Linked DNA regions of Mus musculus: region 1 is linked to region 2. The links are chromatin loops, found by intact Hi-C in ENCODE. Cell type or tissue: left cerebral cortex. All regions are shown on one strand.

What was found. A loop is a pair of places that touch in the nucleus more often than their neighbours do. Peaks named below come from ENCODE experiments on the same cell type or tissue, not always from the same donor. Only the 100,000 strongest peaks of a DNase experiment are listed, where the experiment ranks them.
Region 1: it touches region 2 in a loop (2.1-fold over the local background); 3 of 42 quality-filtered maps call a loop at or near these places.

The regions. Positions count from the first base shown.
Region 1 is chr6:97,713,757-97,721,756 of GRCm38, reverse strand. No RefSeq gene overlaps it. Among named protein-coding and RNA genes, the nearest start is that of Gm24565, 13 kb to the left of the region's middle. In left cerebral cortex, no CTCF peak of the experiment used is centred here; DNase peaks (open chromatin) are centred at 2,876 and 3,439.
Region 2 is chr6:97,610,746-97,618,745 of GRCm38, reverse strand. Gm32247 (a long non-coding RNA gene) reads right to left here and starts at 2,260. Exons shown (of 4, transcript XR_003956339.1): 1 at 984-2,260; 2 at 1-30. It also overlaps a transcript of Frmd4b not described here. In left cerebral cortex, no CTCF peak of the experiment used is centred here; DNase peaks (open chromatin) are centred at 1,751, 2,269, 2,548, 3,625 and 2 more places; H3K4me3 peaks cover 2,014 bases; H3K27ac peaks cover 546 bases.

The DNA of each region.
Region 1 (8,000 bases), 100 kb before region 2:
TTGTCATGTTCTAGAAGGAAAGCAAGAGCAGTGACAATAGTATGTAATATTTGGGCATCTACGGAACCTTACTGACCAACAGTGAACAAGAGGTAGAGGTAACCCACACCTCTCTCTATATATATATATATACACATACATACAACACATATATGCTGTTTATATGTATATATACATACACACATCATGTATGTATATGGTATGTATATATACATATACACATATGCACATACACACATACACACATATACACAAACACATGTGGTGTGTATGTAGTATATGTGAGTGTGTGTGTGCTTTAGGAAGCTTTTAAAATACTATGCTTCCATATGGCTTTTCAAAGGTCTTTAGTGTTGGTCTCCCTCCCTACACTAACTACCTCTTTCAGCCTTCCCTCCCATCCTCCTCTGCACATATCCTCTGTGCCCCATTATTTCCTTTCTCCTTCAAACTATAATCTGTGTTCTACTGTCCCCATCTTAAGATACTCCCACTTCTCATGGCCCCTTTCTAGTTTCCAGACTTTGACAAGTGCTCCAATTTAAGCATGCTAACTAAAGATTCAAAGCTTGGACCCACATATGAAAGTAGACATGTGGCATTTGTCTTTCTGGGGCTAGGTTACCTCACTTGAATGATTATACCCAGTTCTATCCATTTACCTGCAAATTTCATAAGTTTATTTTCCTTAATAGCCGAATAATAGTCCACTGTGTAAGCATACAACATTTTCATTATCCACTCATCGGTGCACATCTGAGCTGTTTCCATTTTCTGAATGTTATGAATAGAGCATCAGTGAACACGAATGAGCAGGCATCTCTATAGTAGGAGATGCAGTCCTTTGGGGTTTGTCCAGGAATGGTATAACTGGGACAAGTTTTGTTTGTTTGTTTCTTTCTTTTTCTCTTTCATTTTGTTTTGTTTTTACTTATATATGTTGGTACCTGTGTAAGTTTATGTGAACCGCATATGTGCAAGTGCCCAAATAGGCCAGGAGAGGGTGTTGAATCTCTTAGAACTGGAGTTACAGGCAGTTGTGAGCTGTCTAGCAGCTATCGAAAACCACACAAATGTTCTCAACTGCTAAACCATCTCCCCAGTCCTGCTGGGAAATGATATTGAGTTACCTCTGACCTGCTTATCTTTAACTGCAGAATCAGAGAAGCGTGTTTTTGAATTAGATGATAAATAGTACAGAAACGCACAATTAGTCAATTTGCAATCAGAGACTGTGGCATGCTCAGCTCTAAATGGGACAGCAGCTCAGGAATTGTTGCAGAAGAGGAGGCAGAAAGACTGTTAAGCCAGAGGTTGTAGAGTACTGCCGTGAAACAGGGTTGTTCAGACATAACAAGGCTGCTATACATGTGAAGTCACAGCAACGGTTTTAGCTGTGTACACAGACCTGTACAAGATCAAGTCAGTCAAATTGCCATCATGAATAAGGGAGGGGCTCATGAAGTCCCACCCCTGGCTAGGGAGTATTGGCAATTAAAAGCTTTTGAAGTAGAATGAGTGTCAGCTTTTTTCAGGGATGTGTTTCTAATAAGGTGCTATGCTCCAGGGGGCACCCATGTGCATACTGGTAGCATGAAGTATATCCAGTGGGTTTAAAGAAAGAATATATGAAGTTGGGAAAGAAAAGTAGGATGTGTGTAGGAGGAGTTGGGGGAGGGAAGACAGTGCAGATTTGATCAAGACATATATATATATATATATATATATATATATATATATATATATATGACACTCTCAAACAATAATTTTTTAAATCTTTAAATAGGCACTGTTTTCTTAGCCTTTAGCATTCTCAGAAGATACTTTGACTAAAATATAAGGCTTTAAGAACAGAGGAGATAGCTCATCTGGTAAAGTGCTTGCAATTTCAACCACAAAGACTTGAGTATAAGCCTCAGAACCTATGTGCCAAAAGCCAGGTGCAGTGGCACTGCCTGGTAATCCCAGGTCTGGTCACTCAGAGATAGCCAGATCTGTGGGGCTCACTGAGCAACCAGCCCAGCCTGCTTGGCAAGCTCCAGGCCAGTTACAGATCCCCGAACAAAACAAAACAAGACAAAATAAAACAAAACAAAACAAGTGAATAGTACTTGAGGAGGGACATTCAAGGTTATCCTTTGTTCTGCTGATTTTCACATGCTGCGCACCCACATAAATATGCACATACATGAACATGTACATATGTGTTATTAAAATGTGAGGCTTCAGGATCCAGCAGTCCTTAATACCACCTCTGACATAAGTATAGTAGCAGCCACACAGTAAAGATTCAATAGAGTCCCGATGATGATGATGATGAGGAGGAGGAGGAGGAGGAAGAGGAGGAGAAACATGGATGTTACTGAAAAGGAGCACGATGACAAGAAAATACCTCCTCTGCTGCTTTCATAAAACAACCAAAATTATTTTTTATTATTTCCAGTGCATTTTATTACAGACAAGAACTTGGAAGCTGGGATAATATTTGTATTACCTTCTATCTAGGTACTTAACAACTTGTGATAGGTTTGTTCCATAAATTTTACTGAATGAAAAGAGTTAATCAACAGATGATTTGATAGTAGAAAAAGTAATGACTTCACATGCCCACAGCTCTGGCTCTGGGATTAGCCAAATGCGTTTTTATATCTGGACTCACCCATTTACTTGTCTTCTCCTTGTAAAGTTGAAATGGGGATGGACTCTACCCAAGGGCCAGGAGACTTGAGTGATAAAATGTATATAAAGAACTCAGTGCTGTACCTGAATTAGTGTTCAATAAAAGTTAGTTACACAGCCCTAAAAGCCACCATTTGACCCAAACTGACAGGAAAAATGCCTAGCGGGATTCACTAGCTCACTGGCACCGTTGCCAAGTTCTCCTACACAGTCAACAAGCTCTCCCAGCTTGAAAGCTCATGAATGTTCAGAAAGCCTAGCCATTCTCTCCTTCCATCAAGACAGCGAAAGTAAACGTGAGGCTCAATGGCTTTCCTGAGGTGCCTGTATCCCAGCTCAGTCATTGTGTCTGGATTCACCATTACAATAAAACATGCAAATGGATGCTCTGTTGATTCTTATCCCTCCGCTAAAGGCCAGACATTTTCAATTTGGCTTCATTTGCATCCATTTAGATAATGGTGGTACCAACAGATCTTCCCTGTTCCCCTCTGCCTTTTGTTCTAGAATCCAGCCTGGAGGTGCTTTTTAGAGACCACATTGATAGATTAATTCTATCCTAACTGTTGCCCTGGAGTCCCTGGGGAAACCAGAGCACATATTAACTTTTGCCTGTGGTACTGTGCAAACACCAGATTGGGAAACAGTAAGTAACTCGCTCTGGCTGCAAATGTAAGGGAAATTTATGAAGCTGGGAAGGAAAAGCCACAAGGAGCAGGGCTGTGATGTAGCTTCCAATTTCAAACAACAAGCTATCCACAAATTAAGGTCACTTCCTCTGGTTGGAGGTATGACTCAACAGGAAGAGAGAAGAATCTCCTCATTTGTTACCACCCACACTCCCTGGTCGTTTGATAATTCCACAGGGGACATGGGAGTGAACAGGGTAAACTCTTGCCTTGCTGGGCTCTGCAAGCTATGTAAGCCCAGAAGTCCTTTGCAGCTCCGCTCTTTGTTTTTGCTTCGTTTGTTTTTGCTTTAACCATGTCACAGAAAAATGATAAGTTTTAGCTTTTTGAGGAGACTGGATTATACTAGAGATTTGAAACTGATATCACAAAACTGATGGCAAAACTGACGGGTGCTACTCACAGCAATGTTCGCTCAAGCATGCATACATAGGTGCTATAGGAGTTCCATGCCTTTTTGATGCAAAATTCATTGGAGTCCCATTTATTCAAGAGAAACTTAAATTTATTTCTAAGACCGAGTCTCTGTCTGCCATTCACTCATGTACTGTGTTCAAGCGCTATTTGAGGTCTTGGGACTCCAAAACTACAGGAAGCAATTGCCTTGACTTAGGCTGGTTTTGTATTTGGATGTTTAAAGATCTTGCTTCATTTTCTTGGTGGCTGATAACTGCTTTTAGACACAGTAAAGTATACTAAAGATATGGAAGAAAAAACATTGCTAAATCTGGCTCAGGGAGTCAGGGGTGGTGTGACAGAGGAAGTGACATTTGAGCATTATGTTCACGATGTGTGTATACAGTATCTATTTTTATTGGGGGCACTCTTGCCTGTGTTTATTGGTAGCCTATTTGAGGAATCAGCCTAGTTGTCTGTCAACAGATGAATAGATAATGGATATGTGGTGTATATGACAATGGAATTTGATTCAGCCATAAAGAAGAATGAAACTGTATTGCTTACAAGAAAAATAGATACAGCTTGAGATCCTCACGTTAATTAGAATAAGCCAGACTCAGAAAAAGATCACTGTTCTCTTTCTTGCAGATCTTAGATCCTATATAGACACATCAAATCACATAGAGATGTCATGAAAGAAGAAGGAGGTGAGGAGGAAGGGGATTAGCAGGAGAGGAAAAGGAAGGATAAGAGGACTGGGTATTTCAATATGGTCAAAGTACACGAGAAACTTGAAAGAAGTTATCTTTTTCAAGTCCAGCAAATATATACAAGGACTGTATGTACAGGGACTGTATGTTGGTACAGAATAAATACTTAAAATTTTGTATAAGAATTCCTGAAAACAAGGACAACAGGGACAAAGGCCAGGTTTGGATCCTTCCGGGATATTAAAATCTACAGATGCTCAAGTCCATTGTATGACGATGTATCTTCATGGCTGCATCTAACCTACAAACATCCTCCCACATACTTTAACTTATTCCTAGGTTATCTATCCTACCCTATGCAATGGAAATGTATAGAAATAGTTCCTTTACTATATTATTGGAGAATAATGACAAGAAAGATGTACATATTGAGTCCCCATGTAAGTTTTTCCACAATAACATTTATGAGGTGTGGGAATGTAGCTCAGTTAATAGGATACTTGTCTAGCATGCTCAAGCCCTAGACTAAATCATTAGCACTGCATAAACTAGGCAGAGTGGCAGATATCTGTAATTCTAGCTCTAAAGATGTGGGGACAGGACTATCAGAAATCAAAGCCACCTTTAGCTATGTAGTGAGTTCAACGCAAGATGGACTCTAAAAGGCTCTGTATCTCAAACAACAGCAATTGCTAAAATGATCTTTAAAAATGGTATGTATAATTCAGGACCAGTAGAATGTGTAGTGAAAAACACAAAGATCCAGAAGGCTGGCTGGAGCAAGGTTTACCTCTGTCTGGAGCAAGGGGAAGAATCTAGAGAGAAAAATCAGACAGACTCTGAACACACTCAGTTAAATGAGTTTTCAGACAACTTAGAAAGCCCAGTGGAAAAGGAAGGGTATTTATAGAGTAAAGCACTGCCTGGTCCCCTATGGGGATGGACACACAATATTAACAGAAGATGACGTAATCCCCACAAATCTAAGCAAGAAAAGTAGCTGCTCCCTTGAATTTGTGACCAATAGCATTTAACACTAGCTGATAGTGTTTCTTCATCTATCTGGAAAGTATGGAAACTAATTTATTATAATAACAATAGAGTTATACTTAAGGTAGTAGGATGATGACAGACTAGACAAGAGAAGGGAAAAGTTACCTAAAATGACTTCAAGATAGCTTGGAATGGTGGCTAGCACCTGTTATCTTACCTGTGGAAGGCTGAAACAGGGATTGCTCCAGTTGTCTTGAGTCCAAGGTCAGCCTGGGCTACATTGTGAAGGTTTAGGCTACCTTGCTATAGGGTGAGACCCTGTCTCAAAAGAACATGTGTGAAATGAAAGTTACTTCTAGAAAACTTCAAATGTATTCCCAAGAACAGTATATATTCAGTCTATTTCAGTCTATTCATGCATTTTTTGAGACAGAGTCTCACTGTGTGTAACTGATTGGCCTGGAACTTTCAACATAGAACTGTCTGGCTTTAAATGTAAGCTCACAATGATCTGCCTGTTTTTGCGTCCCAAAGCAGTGGAGCTTCTGCTGGGAATAAGGTATACATCTACCATTATTCCCACCTCATCTTTTAAAAATACAATTTGTACACTGTAAGGTTTCTAAAAGGGTACCCAAATGCAAATTTGTACCAATTTTTACTATATTAACTATGTTTTTTACTATATATTTTAGTTTACATAGATTAAATGAATATATGTGGCCATCACTATAAACATTAGTTTTTACACATAGTAATTTACAAGTAAGTATATCTTAAAAGGTGAATTTAAAAAGCACTGCAACCTAATTTGTTGAATTTTTTTTTCAAGACAGGGTTTCTCTGTGTGGTCCAGGCAGTCCTTAAACTCACTCTATAGACCAGGCTGGTCTCAAGTACTCAGAGATCCTCCTGTTTCTGCCTCCCAAGTGCTGGGATCAAAGGCATACATCACCATTACCTGGCTAATTTGTTGGATCTTAATACATTGTCTTAAGCTGGAAAATAACAAGATTTACCAGAAGTGAGGCAAGTCCTAGAGCCTCAAGTTACTATTAATCCATTATCTGTCTCACCACACGGACAGTAATAAGTACTGGGTGTGACATCCTGTACTGTAGCTTGTTATTTCAGTGACAGTAGGTCTTTATTTCCAGGCAAATATTTCGGATAAATAGACTAGAGCCGTGTTATGTTTGAACAACATTTGTTACATTCCTGGAGATGCCAGAGGATGATGTTGGTGTCTGAGGACTTGACTGAGGACTTTCATGGAAGGCAAGATGCCATGGAGGGTGCCTGGAAAACCAGACATAGTTAATGACAGGGCCTGGGGTTAACCAGGTGTTAATCTGGTGTTAACCAGGCCCACAAGAATGTTTCCAATAACTGTGCCTGGGTCACAGAGAGGTCACTCTCAGAGGCCAATTCTGAAGGGACAAGTAGCTAGACTCTACCCACTGCTGGAGGGGGCTGGGACATCTTCACTGATCAGTGAAGTCTTTACCACCAAGTATGTTGGTCATCATATTGGCAATTTGCCACATGCTGCTCTGGCTTACTGGGAAGCTGACTTGGGAAGCACTGTAGTTCCAATTTTAGACCTGAGATTATTTGTCTCAAATAACTCTAAGATCTATTATCCAATGATGGGCTGACCTGCAGATTCTGACATGGAAGGATGTAGATGTCAAAATAGTCCAAGAGTGAAGACATTGTGTCATGGAGAACAGACAGAAGGCAAGCCATGTTCAACAGGGCTTATCTCATGATATAAAATTATCCACAGTGGAAAAGTTCAGCCATAGCAAGCTTGTCAGTAGAGAGAAAGCTCATAGGAACAGCAGCTTCCCAGGTAGATTCTGTTGGGCACTTATAACCCCCCAACTTGATGATGGTACTGTTTGCTCTGTCAACCAGGCTACTCCAGGCTTCTTTGCTGGATAGTGTATACTCTCATTTTCACAATTTTGTTATCTAGTTGTGGGTTCTATCTCTCTACATACTAGTACTTTAATAAACTCACTCATTCAAAACTGAAAGCACACGTATTGTAGATAATTCTCCAGACTGCACAGAACACCAGGCCTGTCTATGGGAATGCCACTCCTAGGGCGTGACTTCAAGAACGTGTTCTCATGTAACTTAGGCTTAGCAGTGATGGAGAATTGAGTTGGAAAGACAACAAGAGGTGCTGTCATCTCTTGATATTTAGCATCTGCTTTGCAAACAGCGGGCCGGTGGGGGGTGGGGTAGAATATGTCAGGAAAAGGCCTGTCACTCTAGGACAATGGGTCATGAACATTGGGGACATTGAACGAACAAACTTTCATGGGATCACCAAAGACAGCTGGAAAACATAGACATTTACACAATAATCTATGAACCCGATATTGGCATCTGTATGGCCTTTACTCTGGAAAGAAAAGCAAGTGAGGCCCATACACTTGATAACAACTCCACTCCTGAGATAAGGGAACCATTCCCACGGTTACAACACTAATCCATCCACAACCCCATACCCTCTTAT
Region 2 (8,000 bases):
TCCCTGCCTCAAAGTGTGTAGGACTGCGTTCTGTTAAGAAGAGGAAAACAGGCAAAGGAGCGGGGACAGAAGAAGACAAGAAAGGGAGGAAAGTAAAAATCCAGTATTGCCGAGAGATTAAAGACTCACAAGTGATAAGTCAACTAACTGTTCAACAAAACACAGAGCTATATAATTGTGTAGTTGAAGATAATTAGTTTTGTAATGGATTTACTTTGAAAAATGAATTAACTGCAAGTACCCAGAGAAATGTGTGTGTGTTTGGTTGGGGGGGGGGGTTAAAAGAGCTTTAGGATTTGCACAGCCTTTTCCCCTATCAACTCATTTGGATAAATCTCTCTCTCTCTCTCTCTCTCTCTCTCTGTCTCTCTCTCTCTCTCTGTCTCTCTGGTTTTTCAAGACAAGGTTTTTCTGTATAGCCCTGGCTGTCCTGGAACTCACTTTGTAGACCAGGTTGGCCTCGAACTCAGAAATCTGCCTTCCTCTGCCTCCCGAGTGCTGGGATTAAAGGCGTGCGCCACCACGCCCGGCTTGGATAAATCTTAGTTGGGGTCTTTCATGAACTGCTTCCCCCTTTCCTTCTCCCAATCACTGTGTTAAGGTCAGCATCAGATTAGACTGCGACCTCTGCCCTGTCACTATTAGCTGTTTGGAGAGAATTTTTTTGAGCCTTCAAAGAAATCGCAACACAGCACCTCCGAGTCAGATAGAGAATTAAATGCCATATCATAACTGTCTACTGTGGGACAGTATCAGACACCGCTTCCTCTTTCTTCTTTCATTCAGAGCCATCTGATTGCAAGAGTCTAAGATCCAGTCATTTCTCCAGGTTATGAGGTCTCCCTTATCCTAAGGTCTCGGGATGCCTAAATCCAGGAAGTACAATAGAGAGTCCTATGGTGCTTCAAAGTTAGGGTGATGCAAAGAAGCTAGCTTTCCGGCCGCCTCCTAGATGCACCCCAAGATTCTCTTAAATTCATTACCCGTCGCCTGTGCGCGCGCAGAAGGCCAGGCGAGCTGCAACCGCGGGGCCGAGCGCCCCCTCCCTGCTTCGCTCCCCCTCCTCCTCCCGATACAATGACTGGGCCGGAACAGCGCATCCGCCGAGCCTCATTGGCAGGGCCGCCCTGGCCCCCGGAGAGGCGACGGGCGGGGGCAGTGCAGAGAGATCGGTGGAGAGCCGGTGCTGACAGCGGCTAGAGGCTGGACTGAGGGAGGTGGGGACACTGAGAAAGGTGGGGAAGGCGGCTCGAGGCTCCTCCGCGGAGCGTGGGTATCCTGGTAAGGATACCGGGCCAGGGGATGCTGAGAGCTCTGGCTGCCCGGCTAGCCGCCGTGGAGTTGAGCTGCGCGGCTCTGACGCTGAGCCCAAGCCTGGGCGGAGAGGAGGAGGACCGAGAGGAAGACAGCTGCTGCAGAGGAAGGCGCCGCGCGCCCTGGAGTTGCGGGACTGGCGCGGAGAGGATTTCCCGGGTCCCGCGCGCTGCGCAACGCAGACAATAAAGTAGCAAGGCGACAACAGCCCAGCTCGCCCGAGGAAGGAGGCGGCTGAGCAGGTAGGTAGGCGACTGTCCCAGGATTATCAGAGCGCGCTGTCGCTGGAGGAAGGAGGCCGAGGTTCCACATTAGGAGCGCAGAGTGCGCCGCCACCCCCCACCCCCCGGCGCGCGCAGGTTGGGGACCCGCAGAGCTGGTCCCCAATCTCCTGCCACCGGGAAGCCCCGCCCCAAAGCTCCCGGGCTGGTTCAGCCTGGACTGGAGTTCCTAGGCACTTGGCGCCGCTCTTTGGTGGCTCTGGCAGTGTAGTGACAGGAAGTTTGGCGGGTCTGATGCTTTGACGCTGGTGGGGTTTGAGAACACGCCGCGTTGGACCACGCGCTTTTTGCTTTGGTGGGAGGTAGGGAGATGAATCGTTGAATCCCAGACACTTCTGTCCGGGGAAGCCATCCGAAGGTGGTGAAAAGCTGAGGGAGGGGTCCCTGGCCTTAGCTGAGGACGTCCAGGGTTTGGCTTGGCCACCCTTTGTAAATAGGCGTGTCACATCCTAAGCGCGCCTGTATTGGAGAGGCTGTGTGCGTGTGAACTGCTCTCTGTCCATTTTCTGGAGCATTTCACTTTTTATTTTCATCGGAGAAGGCACATTTAACCCTAATTTGAGAAATGCTGTTTTGTTTGGACTAGTGGCCAACGTCTTCCTTTGCAAAGGGCTTCCTGCACTTTTAAAGATGCTGCTGACTAGTGCTAGGTCCCTTTACAAAGAGGGAAGAGCTGGGCTCCAGTCTTCCTCTGGTCTAAGAATTCAGTGGCAGGAGGAGGTCTCTCTCGCTCTCCTTTGTGTAGCCGCTTCCTTCCTTCCAGATGTGAGAGGGTTGGGTTGGGCGCTTCTGGGTGCGGTAATAATTATCCTGAACATTCCTGAGATCTGCTAGGACTTGTAAACATACCAGAGCCAACTCCTCTGAACTTTGCGGGTTGACTTGATGTGTTTGCTGGTACCCAGAGTGCCGCGTCTGCAAGGTTGCCTCTTGGGGGGGAAGGAAGACGCCGCCGCGGTGCTGACAGCCTCAGTCTCTCAAGGGAAGACCTGCATGATTCTTCAGGGTTAGCCTGAGCTTGCCCCAGAAACATACCAGCCAACTCAAGAGGATGTGTTCAAGATTACAGGGCAATCCCTGACATGCTGATTCATGTCCCCAAGGGGGTGGATCTGTGGAGCTTCCAAATCCAGTGTCTGGAGGGGAAGAAAAGCCTCTTCGCCTTACTTAACCTTCTCAAGCTGCTCTTTGATCTGTCATACGTGTGCTGAAAGAACTAAGCGGGATCTATGTCGGGAAGCAGGATACGCAGTTTGCAGGCGTCATGAATAGTCCAGAGATAGTAAGGCAGACCCTAGAGGGAGGGTTAAGGACTGTGCCATTAATGAGTTTACTAGCAACTAGTCTCATGTTAGACTTCTGGCAGAGCAGGGTCATTAGAAGGCACACCAGTCATGTGCTGTTAATGATTATAAAGAGAAAGAAATAAACAAATCAACAACAGTAGCCACCTTGCCTTTTTTTTCCTCTCATAAATTTAAGTTGATATGTAGGAGTTGATGTAGAATCAAGAGTTGGGTGCTTTGTCGTTGTTGTTCCCAAATCCAGTGTTACAGTAGAGCCAGCAGGTTTTCTGTAAACAAAGGCACACATATACACACTCATCCTGGAGTGAATGTATAGTTCCTAGAAGAGGTTAAGAAAAGCTCAGGATTTTGGGGGACAGAGAAGACCTGTCGTTTCTTCAGGACGTTGCACACATATTAACCACTTCATTTGCATATACTTGGGAATGCAGGTAGAAAGTATTTTAAGAAGGCAATGGCAGAAAATAAGGAAATCCACCTAAAGCACAATGACAATGAGGTTTGATTTTTGTCGTTGTCCACAAAGTTTGCAGAAGATCATTCTCTAGTGCATGCAAGTGCTTGTCCTAAATGTCACTCTGTTTCCCAACACACAGGTTAGCTACAGAAAAGTTAAGGGGCCTCCTAGAGCAGGTACAGAATTACCCTTGAGGCTTGAGTCTAGAAAAGTGTGGGAGGAGCTAACTTCACAGGCAGCCCAGAGTGTGGGAAGACCTTCCCAGGTCTCCCTCGAGTGTTTACCATTTGTAGCCTCTATTTCTAGCAGAACTCAGGGCTCCTGCTTGTCCATTTGATGGCACAGACTTAATTATGGCTTTGCAGTGTCTTTGAGGGAGGAGAAAGGAAGTTTTGGCGAGCCGACAACACAAACAGGGGGGGCATGAAAGGCAGTTAAAAATACATGACTGTCATATCTAGTCTGCAATAATTTTCAAGAATTGCAATTATCTTTGCACTGGAAGTGAAGGCTTGGAGCTTGTACTACAAATGACCTCTTTCTTCATCTGCCCTTCCCCCTTCCCTTTGCTCTCCCTTCCTTTCTCTTACCATTTTTATTTTGTTTTAGATGATCTTGGGAGGGGGGGTGAATTTATTTCTAAATCTTTAGGACTTTCCCCTACCCCATCCCCACCCCTAGCCCCTTCTAGCTAATGTGGTTCCTGGGCTATCACAAAGATATCCTGGGGTGGCATTTTTCTGTTTCTAGATGCTTGATAAAGGCCATCTTAGTAGCTCAGAGGCCAAACTTACTTTCTTTTGTAAACTTCCTTCCTGTAATTATAATATCATGTACACACACACACATACACACACACACACACACACACACACACACACTTCCTAATGAATGAAGGTGATAAACTCTATTTTATGATCATAACCAATATTAGAAGACTATCTGACAAGAGACTGGCACCATGATAAGTTGGCAAGAGTTCTGTGGCTTCATGGAACTCTGAGCCAGATTTAGGGGGTGGGGGTGATGCCACACTTAGGTTGTGGCATAACATGTCATTTCATTGTGAATTACTGTCAGAAGTTTGAAATGCACATAGAATGTGTATCTATTAGTACTGTTTTATAAGTGGGAAATAGAGTTTTTAAATGGACTTGGGATACTTTATAGACATCACAAAAGCACTACATCTTTTCCTGTGTGGGGGTTTATGTCAATAACAGGTAGGGGGTATTTTGCTTAGAAATGAACAACTTCGAGGTCTGGTTTCTTCTCGCTTTTTAAAAGCCCCGATTTTCTGTCCTGTATACTCTTTTGTATTGTAAGAAGACTGTATAGTATGTATAGTAGAGCTATTGCTGGCTTAGATGGATATGGTTTGAGTATGTCCTCCAAAGTTTCATGGACTAGAAGCCTGGTTCCCAGTGTGGCCTTGTGGAGAAGTGAAGAACTTTGGTCACAGGGTACCAGCTTAGAAGGAATTTCCATAGTGTTTGTAGTACCTGGGTCAGTTCCAGAGCGAGAACTATCTCTGTCTTCTCACCTTATAATGTGATCTCTTTCATTATAAACCCCTAGCTATAGGCTCAACAGAAGGAGGTCATTAAACTTTTAGCCTACCAAACCGCAAGCTCTCTTTGTAAAGTTTCCAGAGAAAATGGCAGTCCTGTTGACTTCTCTGAAGGAAGCTCCTGTAATAAATGACTTCTGGAGGAGAGAAGCACTCAGACCACATGACCTGTCATAAGAACACGGTTGCTGGGGAGGAGAATTTATGCTGAGGTCAGGAGTGGGTGTTTCAGCAGAGTGCAGGGGCCTCATGAAGACGACTGATTTTTGTTTTCTTTGATGTTCTGCATAATGCAAGTTGAGCTAAGCTGTACTCCCTTAAATAGGTTATCAATATAGTTTCTCACGTGTGTTAGGAGAACCCCAGTTACTTCTGAATATAGTCGATATTGGGACTTATAAGATCAAAATGTAAAGCAAGTGATGAGACCTGAGAAGGAAACGTGCAGATACATGGATGAAATATCCACACCACGCCCAAAAACCTCTTCTCGGGAGTGACCATGATCCTTTCTGCATGTACAGGCAAGTCTGGAAGGCATTTATTTTAAACCAATGCCTTGTTCTAATGTGATATAAGTTATGTAAGTTGGTCTTGGTGGAGATTATTTGGAGAGTGTACCCACTTAGAGCACAGGGGCAATTCAGTCCTCTGTTGTGTAGCTCTTCGGCCTTGAGCTATGTATTTGGGTCTGTGTTACATAGCCCTTGGGGGAATGCGCTGCTTTTAATTGCCTCCTGTCACTTCATATCCAATTAGGCAGTTGGAAGAGGACCCTAATTGTGCCTGGCTGCAAGGACACTGCTTACTCACAGCAGAGGGTCCTTGGATGTCGGTTGATCATGTTGACTTGCCCAGGGTGAGCCCTGACTAATATCTGTGTCTCCAGTATGGACGGTAAATTATATGTTCACCCTGCCTAGGATTCCATTTAGGAGGGCTACGATTAGGGTTTGTGTAATAGTTTAAGTTATTTGATAAAGTGTTCATTCGACCAGGAAGAGCTAAATGATTATCCTAAAGGGTGTGTGGTCATAGAACAAAGTGGAAAGGACACACAAGGTATCACCATCAAAATGCTGCTGTAGCTCTGTACCAGGGATAATTCCACCACCACCACCCCCAGCCCTCAGGGACATTTGTCAATATCCGAGAAATTTGCTGGTTGTCACCATTTTGGAACAATGCCAGTGGATTCTAGTGGGCAGGTCTCAGAAAAGTTTACAGTATACTGGATACCCTATCCCAAAGAACTTCCCGGCCCTAGTGTTTATGGTATGTGTGTGTAACCCTATGGTAGATGACATTGGAAGGAAAGGGAGATTGTAACATTGTTTGCGGTTGTCAACTTGGCAGGATCTGGAGTCACCTGGGGAGGAATTCTAGGTAAGGGATTGGGTTGGCCAGCGCCCTTTCTGTGAGGGATTTGCTGAGTTAGGTGAGTTGAGGTGAGAAGAACCATCCTGGATGAGGGTCACACCATGTCATTGAAAGGGTTCCAGGCTGAGTGAAAAGGAGAGAGTGTGCCACTGTTCTCTGTCTCTTTGTTGTGGGTGTGACGTAACTGGTTTCCTCCCTGTGATGGACTGTACTGAACCGTGAGCCAGAAAGCAAATTCTTTCTCTCTTTGGTTGCTTTTTTGTCAGAGTAATTGATCGAGCAACAGAGGGAAAGTGCTTAAGGCAGAAGAGTGATGCTATATGGGTAGTCATTTTGAGATCAATAGTAGGCTGTATATATTATAGTTCCCAATCTTTTTCAAGTGTGAAACAGCTAAAAGATAAGTTTTAGACAAGATGTGCTCATCAGAACTGAAGGATCAAACTCCCGAAGCCTGGTGGTCTAACTGCAGAGGCTCAGTACGAGAACTCGATGGGATCAGCTCATGTTCAGCCACGGGTGGGAAGTGTTTATGCCTTGTAGCTCTTACCCTCGTTTGCATCTGCTTACTGTTACTGTAGCAAAATAGCTGAGGCTGGGTATTGTATGAAGAAAAGCGGACTCGTCTCAGAGTTCTAGAGGTAGAGTATTATGTGGGTTTATGCTTAGCTTAGATGAGGGTGTTGGTGCAGACAGCAAATGATTGTGATGGGTTTTGTTTGTTTGTTTGTTTTAAGGGGGGATTGCAAGGCCAGATAAGAAGCCATAAAGGTAAAAATCCATCTTTTTATAGCAACTCATTTTTGCAAGAACTCACTCCCTGAGGCCTTCTAAGCACCTTGACTTCAGGGACCTAATTTCCTTTAGCCCTCATGTCTTTTCTTACTGGTTATCACATCCTGAAACTACCAGAGTGGGAGCAAAGTGTCCAACACACGAACCTTTATGAGATGCACTAAAACTACATTCAAACCACAGGATCTCTGCTCTCCACCCCATATATAGCCAAGAAAGCTCATTCTGAGATTATGACTGGATTTAAATCAGCCAGTATTTTTTTAGTAACAAGGGTATATGCTGCACTAGTGTGGTCTAAAGACTCGGGGTCATTGTCACATGACAATGGTTCTTGTGTCACATGACTGTCTGGCCTACTACAACCAACTCACAAATCTAACTCTGTTGCTTATTAAATCTGTGTTTTGAACAAGCTTAGCCTCCACACCTCAGTTTCCTCCTCTGTAAGAGGGAGGTGAACAGAGTTCCTGTTGTATCTAAATATGTTCAAATGATAAAATCCTGCCTGATCTTGCCGGTGTATGGAATCTCTACCAAGTTGAGGATGGGTATTGCTCTGTGATAGAAGGCTTGCCTAGCATGTTTGAAGTCCAGGGTTGGATCCCAGTTTGAGGGGACGGGGCAACAATGGTCTGTCTGTAACACTGACTTAGAGTCACATTCCTCCCTACAGAGTGAGCCTCCTACCTGGTGTCATTAGCAGCATCAATGCCACCTCTACAAGCACCCTGAGCTTGCCAAGTGCTTCCAACTCAATGTCTCATTCATCCCCACGAACCCCAAAGTTACCCACACTTTATAGAGGTGGGCAACAGGCCCGGAAAGCTCCAGGAATTTTTCGCAACTGCATGGCTAGTGAGTGAAAGGCTTAGGGGTACATAAACACTGCCCCT